2 separate regions of the Homo sapiens genome follow, and region 2 is linked to region 1. The links are chromatin contacts, found by Hi-C or POLR2A ChIA-PET in ENCODE. All regions are on one chromosome and are shown on one strand. Each heading gives the region's core, a stretch centred on a gene start or an enhancer-like site at or near the end of the contact. The rest is flanking DNA. Distances are from core to core; before and after follow the strand shown.

What was found. Hi-C counts contacts between places; a loop is a spot of excess contacts on that map. ChIA-PET counts read pairs that join two places held with the same protein, here RNA polymerase II (POLR2A). Pooled maps may share reads with other maps.
Region 2: a pooled map shows a loop between it and region 1 (2.3-fold over the local background). The contact joins two enhancer-like sites. A Hi-C loop is called at or near these places in 2 of 37 single-sample maps with no recorded cell type and 10 of 50 pooled maps. POLR2A ChIA-PET finds 5 or more read pairs at or near these places in 2 of 52 experiments (MCF 10A and RWPE1).

What each region holds. Positions count from the first base shown.
Region 1 is chr13:77,181,133-77,187,277 of GRCh38, reverse strand. MYCBP2 (MYC binding protein 2) reads left to right here. Exons shown (of 83, transcript NM_015057.5): 31 at 1,215-1,407; 32 at 1,901-2,175; 33 at 5,356-5,577. Among named protein-coding and RNA genes, the nearest start is that of MYCBP2-AS2, 100 kb to the right of the region's middle. RefSeq lists an enhancer at 2,443-2,492. Within about 2 kb of position 2,742, at least 4 of the 41 ENCODE cell types and tissues checked have a DNase peak (open chromatin) inside an H3K27ac peak, as active enhancers do.
Region 2 is chr13:77,297,677-77,304,708 of GRCh38, reverse strand. All of the region lies in intron 1 of MYCBP2 (MYC binding protein 2), which reads left to right. Among named protein-coding and RNA genes, the nearest start is that of MYCBP2, 26 kb to the left of the region's middle. Within about 2 kb of position 3,933, at least 5 of the 41 ENCODE cell types and tissues checked have a DNase peak (open chromatin) inside an H3K27ac peak, as active enhancers do.

The DNA of each region.
Region 1 (6,145 bases), core at 1,493-3,992:
TGATTCAAATAAGGATCTTTGACTCTGTTATGCTTTCTTTAGTGATCTCACTTTTCTGTGCTTGGTAACCCCTTTGTATTTATGTTTAAGTGGTTTTGTGGCCATTAGGTAATTGTAGACTTTATATACAAAACTTATTCAGTCATTTCTTTAAAAGGTAAACTATAGGGCTTAGCACATTGGCTCACGCCTATAATCCCAGCACTTTTGGAGGCCGAGGCAGGAGGATTGCTTGAGCTCAGGAGTTCAAGACCAGCCAGGGCAATATAGTGAAACCCCCATCTAAAAAAACTTAAAAATTAGCTGGGTATGGTGGTGCGCACTTGTAGTCCCAGCTGCTTGGGAGGCTGAGGGGGTGGTGAGAGGATAGCTTGAGTCCAGGAGGTTGAGGTTGCAGTGACCCGTGATCACACCATTGCATTCCAGTCTGGGTGATAGAGGAAGACTCTATCTCAAAAAAAAAAAAAAAAAAAAATTGAATCTATAAACTCGTTTTCAGGAGCTCTGGGATTTGGTGGGAATGGGGCAGTAAGTGCTCTGCTTTGAGATTCAGGTGGTATCTGTTGTCATTTAACCATGATAAAACCAGAAGACTAGAACTGCAAAGAAAATCTACCATCTTAAACTCATATGCTAGAATTTTAAATAATCAAAATAGGAATTTTTTAGTATTTTCTAGTCAATTTTTATCTTCTATTAATGTATTTATCAAAAATTGACTGTAGTTTGTATTGCAAATTTTAATATATAGACATAAAATAAGTTATTTGATACTGTTACTGATATCTAACACTAAAACTCTATTTTATTTTTTACTACAGTGACTGTAAAAAGCTTTATTTTTCTTTCAAGTAAACATGCATTGTTTTATAAGTGCTTCTCATTTTTCCCTTGTTTATATGATAAGCTAGATAGCTGGGTAGCAGGAACACTGAAAAATTTATTTTTAAATAGGTAAATATTGAAGAATGTTGTTTTTAGAAATGCTTAACTACTTTACCTTTTTTGTAACAAACTTCAAAGTTACTGTTGAGGGTAATTTAATAAATGAACTATAAAAGTGTCTTGGGCTCAGTAAAAAAAATTCAATTAAAAAACTCAGTAAAAAAATTCAAAAGAAAGTTTTGAAGTTGTCTACCATTGCCTTTCCATTTGATTCCGTTTATGGTATCATTTGAATTAATTGTTGTCTGTTTTTTCATATTCTGGATTAGGAATGTTTTGAGTCATTGTTGAGTATTCTTCACTGGAGCTGGACCACCTTAGTCTTAGGAGTTGAAGAACTTAGAGGATTAAAAGGATTCCAGTTCACAGCTACACTCCTAGATTTAGAGAGACTGCGCTTTGTGGGTACCTGTTGTCTGAGGTTATTGCGTGTCTATACCTGTGAAATTTACCCAGTGTCAGGTATGATGCATTTTTTTTAAATGACTATAGGGAGAAAATATTAGAGACATTGAGAAGATTTACTTTGAGATAACTGAGAGTTTATGCCCCCCAGCTGCATTTAAGCTGCTTCTAAAATGAGGGGAGAAAGTCAGCTTGCTATGATGCTTATGTATTTGCTTATAAAGAGTAAAATAGATTACATGTCATTCTGATACAAAAAGTAATAGTGGGCCAAAGTTAAATAATCTAATAAAGTTTAATTTTAAACAAATTCTGTCAAATAGAAATATTTTGAACAAGCAATTTGGACTTAAATGCTGAAACTAGGTTTTTATTCCCCCTTCCATTTAGATTAAAAATTGGGACTACACTTAATCTCTAAGTTGTTTCATTTCTAAGATATTAGTACTTGTGATACTTAGCTGTATAGGGAATTACTGAATTATATTGATTGTTTTCATGCATATTTAATATTTTGCTTAATTACCAATCTGCTTTTTCCCCCTCAAAGCTACAGGAAAAGCAGTTGTAGAAGAAACTAGCAAATTAGCAGAGTGTATTGGAAAAACCAGAACTTTGTTAAGAAAAATTTTATCAGAAGGAGTTGATCACTGCATGGTGAAATTGGATAATGATCCTCAAGGATATCTCAGTCAACCCTTGAGTCTTCTAGAAGCTGTCCTTCAGGAATGTCATAATACTTTCACTGCCTGCTTTCATTCTTTCTACCCAACTCCTGCCTTACAGTGGGCTTGCCTTTGTGATCTGCTGAATTGTTTGGATCAGGTAATTTAAGTTTGTAAAATGTTAGTTGAAAATCTGATATATTGCTTAATACTCTTCAAGAAAATAAATTGCAGTTGCCATATCTTCTTAACTTGTATAAAAGATAAATTAGGAAATCATTCGGTGTACATGACTTATATAAGCAAAGTTTAAAATTTTTTAAATCTGCTTCATCATCTTTTAGTTACAAAATTGGTAGGCACATTGTGCAGTTGCTGATTGGTTTTTGAATTGGAGTGAGTGATTCTGAGAGAGGGAGAGAGGAAAAGAACCATAGTGACCAGGGGAGAGCAGGGATAGCACCAGGAGGCCCCCGCCACCCTCATCTGTGAGAACAGGAAGGAGAGAGAGCTGAGAGAACAGTCATACTAGCATTGTTCATTCATTCATGAGGAAGCCACAACCTTTGTAAACCTTTATGCACCAAGTCACAGAGTTTCACAACACCTGAGGCAAAACACTGACAGAACTACAGGGAGAAATAGATTCACATTGACAGCTGGGGACTTTAACACTCCTCTTTCAGTAATTAATAGAGGAACTAGGCCAAAAACATCAGCGATGCAGATTTGAACAGTACTGTCAACCATCTTGATCTGACATTTACAAAACAGGATATGAAACTGCAAAATACATATTCTTTTCAAGTACACATGATTTTTAAAAGAAATATTTGGGACCATTCACTAAGGTAGATCATATGCTAGACCATAAAATGTCTTAATAAATTTCAAAAGATTAAAATGTGAAAGAATATATTTTCAGACCACAGTAGAATTACAGTAAAAATCAATAGCAAAGGATATCCAGAAAAAGCACCAAACATTTGGAAAATGACAGCACTTCTAAGTAAGCAGTTGATCAAAGAAGAAGTTATAAAGGAAATTTTAAAATGTTTCACATAGAAAGATAAAAACATAATATCAGAATTTGTGGGATTTAGCTAAAGCATTGCTTAAAAGAGCTCTTTATACCCTTAAATGCTTATATGAAGAAGAAAGGTTTAAAATCAGTGACCTAAGCTGCTATGTTAAGAATCTAGAAGGAAAAGCAAATCTAACCCAAAGTTAGAAGGAAGGAAGGAAATAATAAAGATAAGAGCAGAAATCAATGAAATAGAAAGTAGAGAAAATTAACACAGCTAAAAGTTGGTTTTTTGAAGAAAAAAAGTTGGTAAACTCCTAGCAAACCTGACTGGGAGAGAAGAGAGAAAGAAAAAACATGAAATACCATAATCAAAAGTGAAATAGGGGTTCACCGGGCACGGTGGCTCATGCCTGTAATCCCAGCACTTTGGGAGGCTGAGGTGGGTGGATCACTTGAGGTCAGGAGTTCGAGACCAGCCTAACATGGCAAAACTCAGTCTCTACCAAAAATACAAAAATTAGCCAGGCATGGTGGTGCACAGCTGTAATCTCAGCTACTCGGGAGGCTGAGGCACGAGAATTGCTTGAAGGCGGGAGGTGAAGGTTGCATTGAGGCAAGATTGTGCCACTGCACTCCAGCCTGGTGACAGAATGATACTCCATCTCAAAAAAAAAAAAAAAAAAAAAAAAAAAAAGAAATAGGGACTATCACTATAAACAACTTTATACTGGTGAATTTTTCAGCCTTAGAGGAAGTTGACAAATTCCTTGAAAAATATAATTTTATCAAAACTAACACATTAAGAAATAGAAAAATCTGAATTGCCTCATATCCATTTAAAAATTATCAAAAACTTTCCCACAAAGAAAATTTCAAGTCCAAATATTGTCATTTATGAATTCTGTTAAACATTTAAGAAAGAAATAATGTCAACCTTTTACAAAGTCTTTTGGAAAATACAGGAGGCAACACTTCCCAACTAATTTTATGAGTTTAGCTTTATCCTATACCAAAACCTAACTAAGATACTACAAGGAAAAATTACAGATGAATATCACTCAGAAACATAGATGCTCTTAAAAATATTATCAAACCAAATTGAACATGTAAACAATATATCATAACCAAGTGGGATTTATCTTAGAAATACTTAGTTAAATAATTGAAAATCGATGTAATTTACCATGTTAACTGAAAAAAGAAGGCAAATTGATGATTTCCTCCATATAGCTACAGGAACAGTGGTTGATGAAACTAGCAGTTACTCAATGATGAAAACCTCTCAGGAAAGTAGGATATAAGGAAACTCCTAAATCTGATAAAAAGATATTTACAAAAAAATCTTCACTAACAACATCCCACTTACTGGTGAAATCTGAATATGCCCCTAAGTTTGGAAACAAGACACGTGGTATCTACACTCACCACTTATATTCAGCAGTGCACTGGAAGTCCTAGGCCTCCCCGCCCTCCTTCGTGAAAAAAATCATTGTCATCACTAATGCATCCCAGGCAACTTTGCATCCATGTAGCAGAGTAGTATGTTTTACCACTCAATTTCCAGGGGCAAGATTATTGCCTGGACTAGTGCACAACTTAATTACTCTCTCACTCTGAACCTTCCCAGTCTGATATGGTTCTTTTCTTCTTTGCTACAGAACAGGCTAGATTTAGCAAATGTTGGTTTAACATATGGAATGTTACTCTGCTTTTATGCTTAACTTTGTAACACAGATGTTTGAAGGACTAGGTAATGTGTACACAATTTTGTGAATTAGGATATCATGTGTTGGCTTTAATGCTTTTTTATGAAATTTTGTAAGTATGCTACTAATTTTTCTTGGTAAATTATGGAATGTGATAATATAATTTTGTGACCTTAGTGAAATGTGCTTGTAATAGCACAGATTTATAATTTGCATCATTTATTATTTGAGAAAAATAGTCTCAGTCCTTATTGAAAATACCTTAGATACATTCTAATTGGGGCCTTTTTGGCATCTCCCTTTGAAACAGTGCTAGAGAGTACTGTGATTGTGAGGATATGAAAATATAAAAATGCTCATTTACTAGAGGACAGGAGCCTGATTTTTCTTGACCAGACTTAATTTTTCATCTTCATTGAATAGAAACTTAAACAATTTTTTAAATATATAGATGTAGTATTATTCTATAACAAGACAATTTAAATGACAGAGTGACAGAAAATTTTGGTATAATTTAAAAGATGGTTTACCTTTTATGTATTCAGAAACTTAGATTATACTGATGCTATATTTTTTGGTTGGGGGGCCATATTTTTGTTTTTAAAAGGATATCCAAGAAGCAAACTTCAAGACATCAAGTAGCCGACTCCTTGCAGCTGTTATGTCAGCTCTGTGTCACACGTCTGTTAAGCTGACTTCCATCTTCCCGATTGCGTATGATGGAGAAGTATTACTACGATCAATTGTTAAACAAGTTAGTACAGAGAACGACTCAACACTAGTTCATCGTTTTCCCCTTTTGGTGGCACATATGGAAAAACTCAGCCAGGTAGGTCTGTCTCTGAAATCTTTTATACAGAGGCACTAAAACTCTAAATGGTTTTATTTATTGCCTCTTTTATACAGAGGCAATAAAACTATAAACACACCAAGCTAAGCGTATTTAGCTTGGTGCTTATTCTTCTCTATTTTTAAGTATATTTACAAAATGATTATTTTAAATATTTTTGAAAAATGTTCATATTTACCTATAAAATGAAGTTTTTTTGCTCTAACGGTTTAATCACACACCTTTAAAAAAATTTGAGAGTTATACAATGAATACCTACATATTTGTTTTTCCTGAACCATTTGAAGGTAAGTTGCAGATACTTTACATTCTAATATAATATTTTAGATTTCTAAGATAGAACAATAAGAAAATAAAGGATTTTTAAAATATCTACTTAATAACACTTTGGTATATTAAAATAAGCACTGTAAATAATAGGTATAGGAAACATTCACATAAATCATTTTCATGCTGGAAATCAGCTAAATTAATCATCTTTTCCCTTTTTTCTGAAAAATAAAGTATTTTTCCTTTATTGAGACTCTGTGACTTCTTGAAATTTTTC
Region 2 (7,032 bases), core at 2,684-5,183, 120 kb before region 1:
TTTTGATACATGTTTACAATGTGTAATGATCAAATCAGGATAATTAGCATATTTATCACCTCCGACATTTATCATTTTATCATTTCTTTGTCATGAGACCATTCAAAATCCTCTCTTCTAGCTGTTTGAAGTTGTATAATACATTGTTGTTTATGATAGTCACCCTGTGGTGCTATATAACACTCAAACTTACTCCTACTTTCTAGCTCTGATTTTGCATCCATTAGCCAACCCCTGGCTACTCTTCAACAACTCTTCTACTTTCTACTTTTATGAGATCAACTTTTTTAGCTTCCACATATGAGTAAAAACATGCCATATTCATCTTTCTTTGCCTGGCTTCTTTAACTTAAGATAATGTCCTCCAGGCTCATCCACGGTGCTGCAAATGACAGAATTTTACTCTTTTTTAATCACTAAATGGTATTTCATTGTGTATATATATCACATTTTCTTTATCCATTCATCTGCTCATGGAAACGTAGGTTGATTCCACATCTTGGCTATTGTGAATAGTGTAGCAGTGAACATGGGAGTTCTGAATCTTTTCAACATACGGATTTTTTTCCTTTGGATATACACCCAGTAGTGGAATTGCTGGATCATATGGTAGTTCTGTTTTTAGTTTTTTCAGGAGCCTCCATTCTATTTTCCACAATGGTTGTACTAATTCACATTCCCATCAACAGTGTAGTTCTACTTTCTCCACATCTTCAATAGCATTTATTTTTTGTCTTTTTGTTATGTATACTAATCTTTTCAGAGAACCAATTTTTGGCTCCCTGATAACCTCTATTGAATGTCTGCTTTCCATTTCATTGGTATCTACTCTTATTTTTATTTCCTTTCTACTACATATTTTGCATTTAATTTGTGGTTTTCTTTCTAGCTTCTTGAGTTGTAAGTCTAGATAATTTACTTTCAGTGTTTTTTTTTTCAGTATATGCATTTATGTGTATGCAAAAGGAGATGCATTTTGTGGAAGTACTGCGTTAGCAGCATTCTACCGATTTTGTTATGTCAAATTTCATTTTCATTTTATGGAAAATATTTTCTGATTTCCATTGTGACTAGTTCTTTGACCCATAGTTTATTTAGAAGTCTTGTTTTTTTGATTGCCAAACATTTGGGAATTTCTTAGTTGTTTGTTTTTTTTTAATTTCTCGTTTAATTTTTCCATGACCAGAGAATTACCTTATCATTCAGTCCTTGGAAATTTGTTTAGACTTGGTCTGTGGTCCAGCATATTATCTATTTTGGTAAATGTTCTATATGCACTTGAAAAGAATATGTATTCTATTGTTGTTGGATATGTTTCTGTATGTATGCCAATTAGGTCAGGTTGATTAATCATGGTTTGTTTGTTTGTTTGTTTTGAGACGGAGTCTCGCTCTGTCGCCCAGGCTGGAGGACAGTGGTGTGATCTACGCACACTGCAACCGCCACCTCTCGGGTTCAAGCGATTCTCCTGCCTCAGCCTCCTGAGTAGCTGGGATTACAGGTGCGTGCCACCACGCCCGGCTAATTTTTGTATTTTTAGTAGAGACGGTATTTCACCATGTTGGTGAGGCTGGTCTCGAACACCTGACCTCATGATCCACCTGCCTTGGCCTCCCAAAGTGCTGGGATTACAGGCATGAGCCACCGCGCCTGGCCGATTAATCATGTTTTCAAGTTTTTCTATGTCAGTGCTGTTTTGGTCTCTACTTGTTCTATCAGTTACAGAGAGGTATGTTAGAACTTACTCTTTCAATTGTGGATTTGTATTTTCCCATTTAACTTCTGTCAATTTTACTTTATATATTTTGAAGCTGTGTTACTGGATGCATTCAAATTTAGGAGTGTTATGATTTCCTAATGATTTGACCCTTTTGCCATTTAGAAATGCTCTTTTCATTTCTTTTAATACTGTTGCCTTAAAAATTACTTTGTCAAATATTAAAATAGCCACTCCAACTTTTTTTGGGACACTGGAGAGTGTGCTTGAGATACATCTTTTTCTGTCCTTTTAGCATGTATCCTTTCATTTAAAATTATGATATTACAGTTATTAAAGGAAGACTTTCCTTCAGTATTTCTTGTAATATTGGTCTCTTGACAGTGAATTATGTCAGCTTTCATGGATCTAAAAACATCTTTATTTTTGTCTTCATTCTTACAGGATACTTTTAGAATCCTTTATGTGAATTATATCAGCTTTCATGGATCTAAAAACATCTTTATTTTTGTCTTCATTCTTAAAAGATACATTCTTAAAGGTTACATGATTCCAGGTTACTTTCCCCCACCTCTAACCCCCATCCCTCCACTCTACCACCTCCCCCTCCCCACCCCCCAGCCCTTTTCAACACAAAGAATGGAAACTATCAATTTTATTGTTCCTTTAAGCATATCTCTTCTCTGGCTGCTTTAAAGATTTTCTCTTTATGCTTTGCTTTTAGCAATATGACCATGCTGTGCCTAGGTATGCTTTTCTTTGGATTTTCCTGCTTAAAGTTCCCTGAGTTTCTTGAATCTCTCAGTTGATTTCTTTCTTCACTTTTGGGAAATTGTCAGTAATTATCTTGTCATATATTGCTTTTGTTCCATTCTTTTTTCTCTCTTTCTGGGATTCCAATTATATGAATATGAGACCATCTGACTTTGTCCCACATGTCTCGTTCTCTGTTTGGTTCATCCCATTTTTGTTTCCGTGATTGAATTCTGTTATTTATTTATTTATTTATTTTTGGCCTGTTTGCAAGTCTGTGAAACCTGTTTTTCTGTAACTTACTCTGCTTTTAAAATCATATGAGAAGTTCTTAATTTCAGATGTTTATTTTTCAGTTTCAGAATGTCCACTTGGTTCTTTTTTTATAAATTATGTTGAAAATTGCCAATTGCATTATTTTACACATATTGTTAATCTCTGCATCTCAGGTACTTGCCTCCTAACGTTAATATCTGGGTTTTCTGTGAGTCTGACTAATTTTCTGGTTTTCTCTTGATTATGTGTCTGCCACATATTTTGCTTCTTTTGATGTCCCTTAATGTGTTTACTTAGTGTCCCCGAACTAGACTAACACTGTGTATGAATGAACATGATTTTCTTTCAGATCATGTGTTTTCTCCTAGAGAGGTGTGCTCTTTGCTGTGTCAGACAGATAGAATGAGGAGTTTGATTATCTCAATCCAGTGAGGGATTACATAGACCGCTCCCTCCCTCTACTAGGATTCTGTCTTCTTACGGAAGTTTTCTCTTCCCTTTTGACCCAGCCTCTTTTTTTTTTTTTTTTTTTTTTTTTTTGAGATGGAGTCTTGCTCTGTAGCCCAGGCTGGAGTGCAGTGGCGCGATCTTGGCTCTTGGCTCGTCACAACCTCTGCCTTCCAGGTTCAAGCGATTCTCCTGCCTCCGCCTCCCTAGTTGCTGGGATTGCAGGCGTGCACCACCATACCCAGCTAATTTTTTGCATTTTTAGTAGAGACGGGGTTTCACCATGTTGGCCAAGCTGGTCTCGAACTCCTGACCTCAAGTAATCTGCCCGCCTCAGCTTCCCAAAGTGCTGGTATTACAGGTGTGAGCCACCGCGCCCAGCCTTGACCCAGCCTCTCTATCATCCTTCAGTGTTCCAGTTACATTTCTGAGGAGATATACCACTGGGAAAGCTGTCTATGTATCTAGAGCTTTTCTAGATTCCAGTCTGTCATTTCAGCCCACATGGGCATCTAAAGCACTACTAGTCTCTTGTTTCCTTTATTAGAGTTCCTCTGCTTAAGCCAAGCTCAGTCCTTACTCATGCCCAAGCTCTGCAGTTACCCCCATGGAAGAACAAGCCAGTGGTCTCAGCTGCCTTGGAAGTGCTCTTCCACCTCTGGATTTTTTGTTCTTTTAGTCCTCATTGCTTCCACAGCTTTCTTACGTTGGTTAGTCTGGTCTTTGAAGCAGGCGCATTGGCCTGCCTCCTATCTAATCACTTACTTTAGGGAAGTGGAAGTCAGAAGTTTATCTTTATAAAAAGAAAAGGCAGATAATTTTAGGAGTGCTTATTTTTATAAGCATAGTGATGTTTTGAATAGTTTTATCTGTGTTGCATACTCATAGCTATAAAGCATTTTTTTCCTTTCTGATATGGGCCTGTTTATCAAAATATGCCCCAGATCTGGGGCGAGCAAACAAAGACCCACAGACCAATGAGGCCCAATTCTTGTTTTTATGTAGCCTGTGAACTAAAAGTGGTTTTTACATTTTTAAAAGGTTGAAAAGAAAATAAAAAAGGAAGAGAATGTTTTGTGAGCATTATGTGAAATTTGGAAGTTTTATTGTAATATATGCACACTCCTCTCTTTATGTGCTGCCGATGGCTGCTTTCGTGCTGTAACCATTGAGTAGTTGCAACAGAGATCTTGTGACTCACAAAGTGTAAAATATTTGCTGTGTGGCCCTTTGCAGAAAAAATTTCCCTATTCCTGCTTTACATCACAGGCTCAGGAATTTTTTATTTCTTATTACTAAGAGAAATTAAGCAAAAGATTGAAACCATTTTATTCCAGAAGTTCTGTAAATTTGGATTTATTAAAATCTTAGCATTTTAGAGGATTTACAAGGAACCTCAGTCTCCTTCATCTCTTTATTTTGCAAATGAAGCAGATTTGAGTGAAAGAGGTTTTAAAATTATGACTACATTTTTGGTATAAAGTATACTCAGTAATAAGCTGATAGAGAAACTATTGATCTATATCACTGAATAATTTGCAAAATTGATTTGTTCTTATATTGCAGAAGTATTTGATTTTTCTTAAGCAGTGTAGCTCTTAAGAAAATATTTTTGGAATTTTTAAAGTAAATATTTTAAGATAAATATTTAAGGCATGTTAATAGCCTTTTCCTTTTATTGTCAACCACAATTCTTTCAAATCTGATGGATATGAAGTTATTTTTGTGAGAAGACTGAAAGTCTTACAGGACCAATTCCAGACATTCTTCATTAAGCTTCGATTGATTTAGAATATAAAGCCCTAAATCATCAGAAATTCCAAGTTAAATTGTTAATGTGTAAGACTGGTTTTTAGAGTTTCTCTTTTATATTCCCATCCTCAGATATTGTGAAAGGTTTAAGCTTAGTTCTCAAATATAGAGATATAATGGTGTGTTATATTACTAGCAAATGGCATTTTTAAATTTTCCAATGTTGAATACAAATTTTGTTTATATAATTTTCAACTTATTACTGGCTCTTTTAGAAAACTTCTACCTCTTCCTCTGCAAACCAAATCAACAACAACAACAAAAAACACAGTAAAAGTAATTTATAATTAATTTGGGAATAGCTAGTTCTTGGATGGCCTGTACTTAAGAATTGATGGGTTCAGATTCATAAGAATTGTTACAACCAATTAAATGCCATCATGCATAGAAAGAAGTATTTTAGAAATGTACGTAAAGTCATTTGAACTTTAAAGAAGTTCCATTAGATAAAACAGACACAAACATTGGTCTCTAATTGGGAAAATTTGAGTCAGTTATAACTTGTCTTTAGGAAATCTATCTGAATTTGGATTTATATATTCTACTTCTCTGAAAATTGGTTTGGAATAAATTTTGATGCTTTTATAAGTTATATAGAAGGGGCTAACCTCTTAGTAGTTATGTATTCCTGTTGCTCAAATACCTGATTTCACTCAGGTAATCTTTAATATAAAGGAAAGTTGGTTTCCTAAATAGTATGAAGAATACGTATTGTGTTTTATTTATTTATTTGTTCATCTGATATTTATTGACCATCCCTGATGCTTCACATTGATGCAGGTGCTGAAAGTACACAGTTGAAATAGACATTCATCATGCCCTCACAATGCTAGTAGTTGAGTAGATTCTATAAGCAGGTATATGTATTTATGTTTAGCATTTGGCACTGTTAATCTTTCTCTTTCTCTTTACTTTTATGGCATACTATCTTGTGGAAATCTCATCCACATACATAGTTTCCATGACCTCCTTTGTACTAAAGTCTGTGCAAAATAATCCCAAGGATAACTCCTTAGTGGGCCTTTCTGGCTAGAGATGCTTTAAATGCACTCATGTCGATACCATAGATGTAGATACCTTATTTTAATCTCTGAGTAAGGCATGTAGCTGTAGCTCTCAACTTCCTCATTTCTCCCCTTCCTCACTCTTTCTCTTATACTTTCTCTTTCTCTTAAAATACTCGTTGAGTACTATATCCCAGGAACTTTTCTGGACAGAGGCTAGAGTAGTGAACAAGAAAGACAGGGCCCCTGCACTATTGGAGCTTTTAGCTTGGCGAGGAAGCAATACATTAAACAGTTCCATACATAATTACAGTTATTGGCTGTACAATGAAACATAAATATACGATGAATGAGAGTGTATATTAGGGAAACTCATCCAGTGTGGGGAGTTAGACTTAAGTGACACTTATGCTGAGACCTCGAAGATAAGTAGTGGTTAGCAGGAGAAGACGTGGTAGAGAATTTCAGGAAGAGGGAAAACCTTTGTGAAAGTTGTGATGAAGCTTAACAGGTTCAGACAACTGAAAGAATATCCTTCTTGCTGGAGTATGATGAATCAGGTGGAAAAGAATGCAAAATGAGGCAGGAGAGATTGATGGAGGTCAGTTATTGGAAGAGGATCTTTTAAACGATGTCGGTGCTTTTGGACTTTATCTTAAGAGAATTGAGAAGATACTGATTTTTAAGCTGGGGAATTATCCACTCAGGTTTGTGTCTTTAAAAGTTGAGTTAGGTTCCTATGTGAAGAATGGATTGAAGGGTATGGATGTGCAGAAATGAGTTAAGCTTTTGCAGTGGTCCAGGTAAGAGGTGGTGGTAACCTAGCTTATTAGCATTGCAGCAGTAAAGATGGTGTGGACAGATTCAATAACTGTTTATGAGATATAATTGACCAGATTTTGTGATTATTTTGATTTCAAGAGTGAAACTGAAGGCAATGTCAAGGATAACATTTTCATCTGCTTGTTACTCTTGTCTATTTGTTGACATTTTGGTATTTTGAAGTTACACATCTTCAAAATC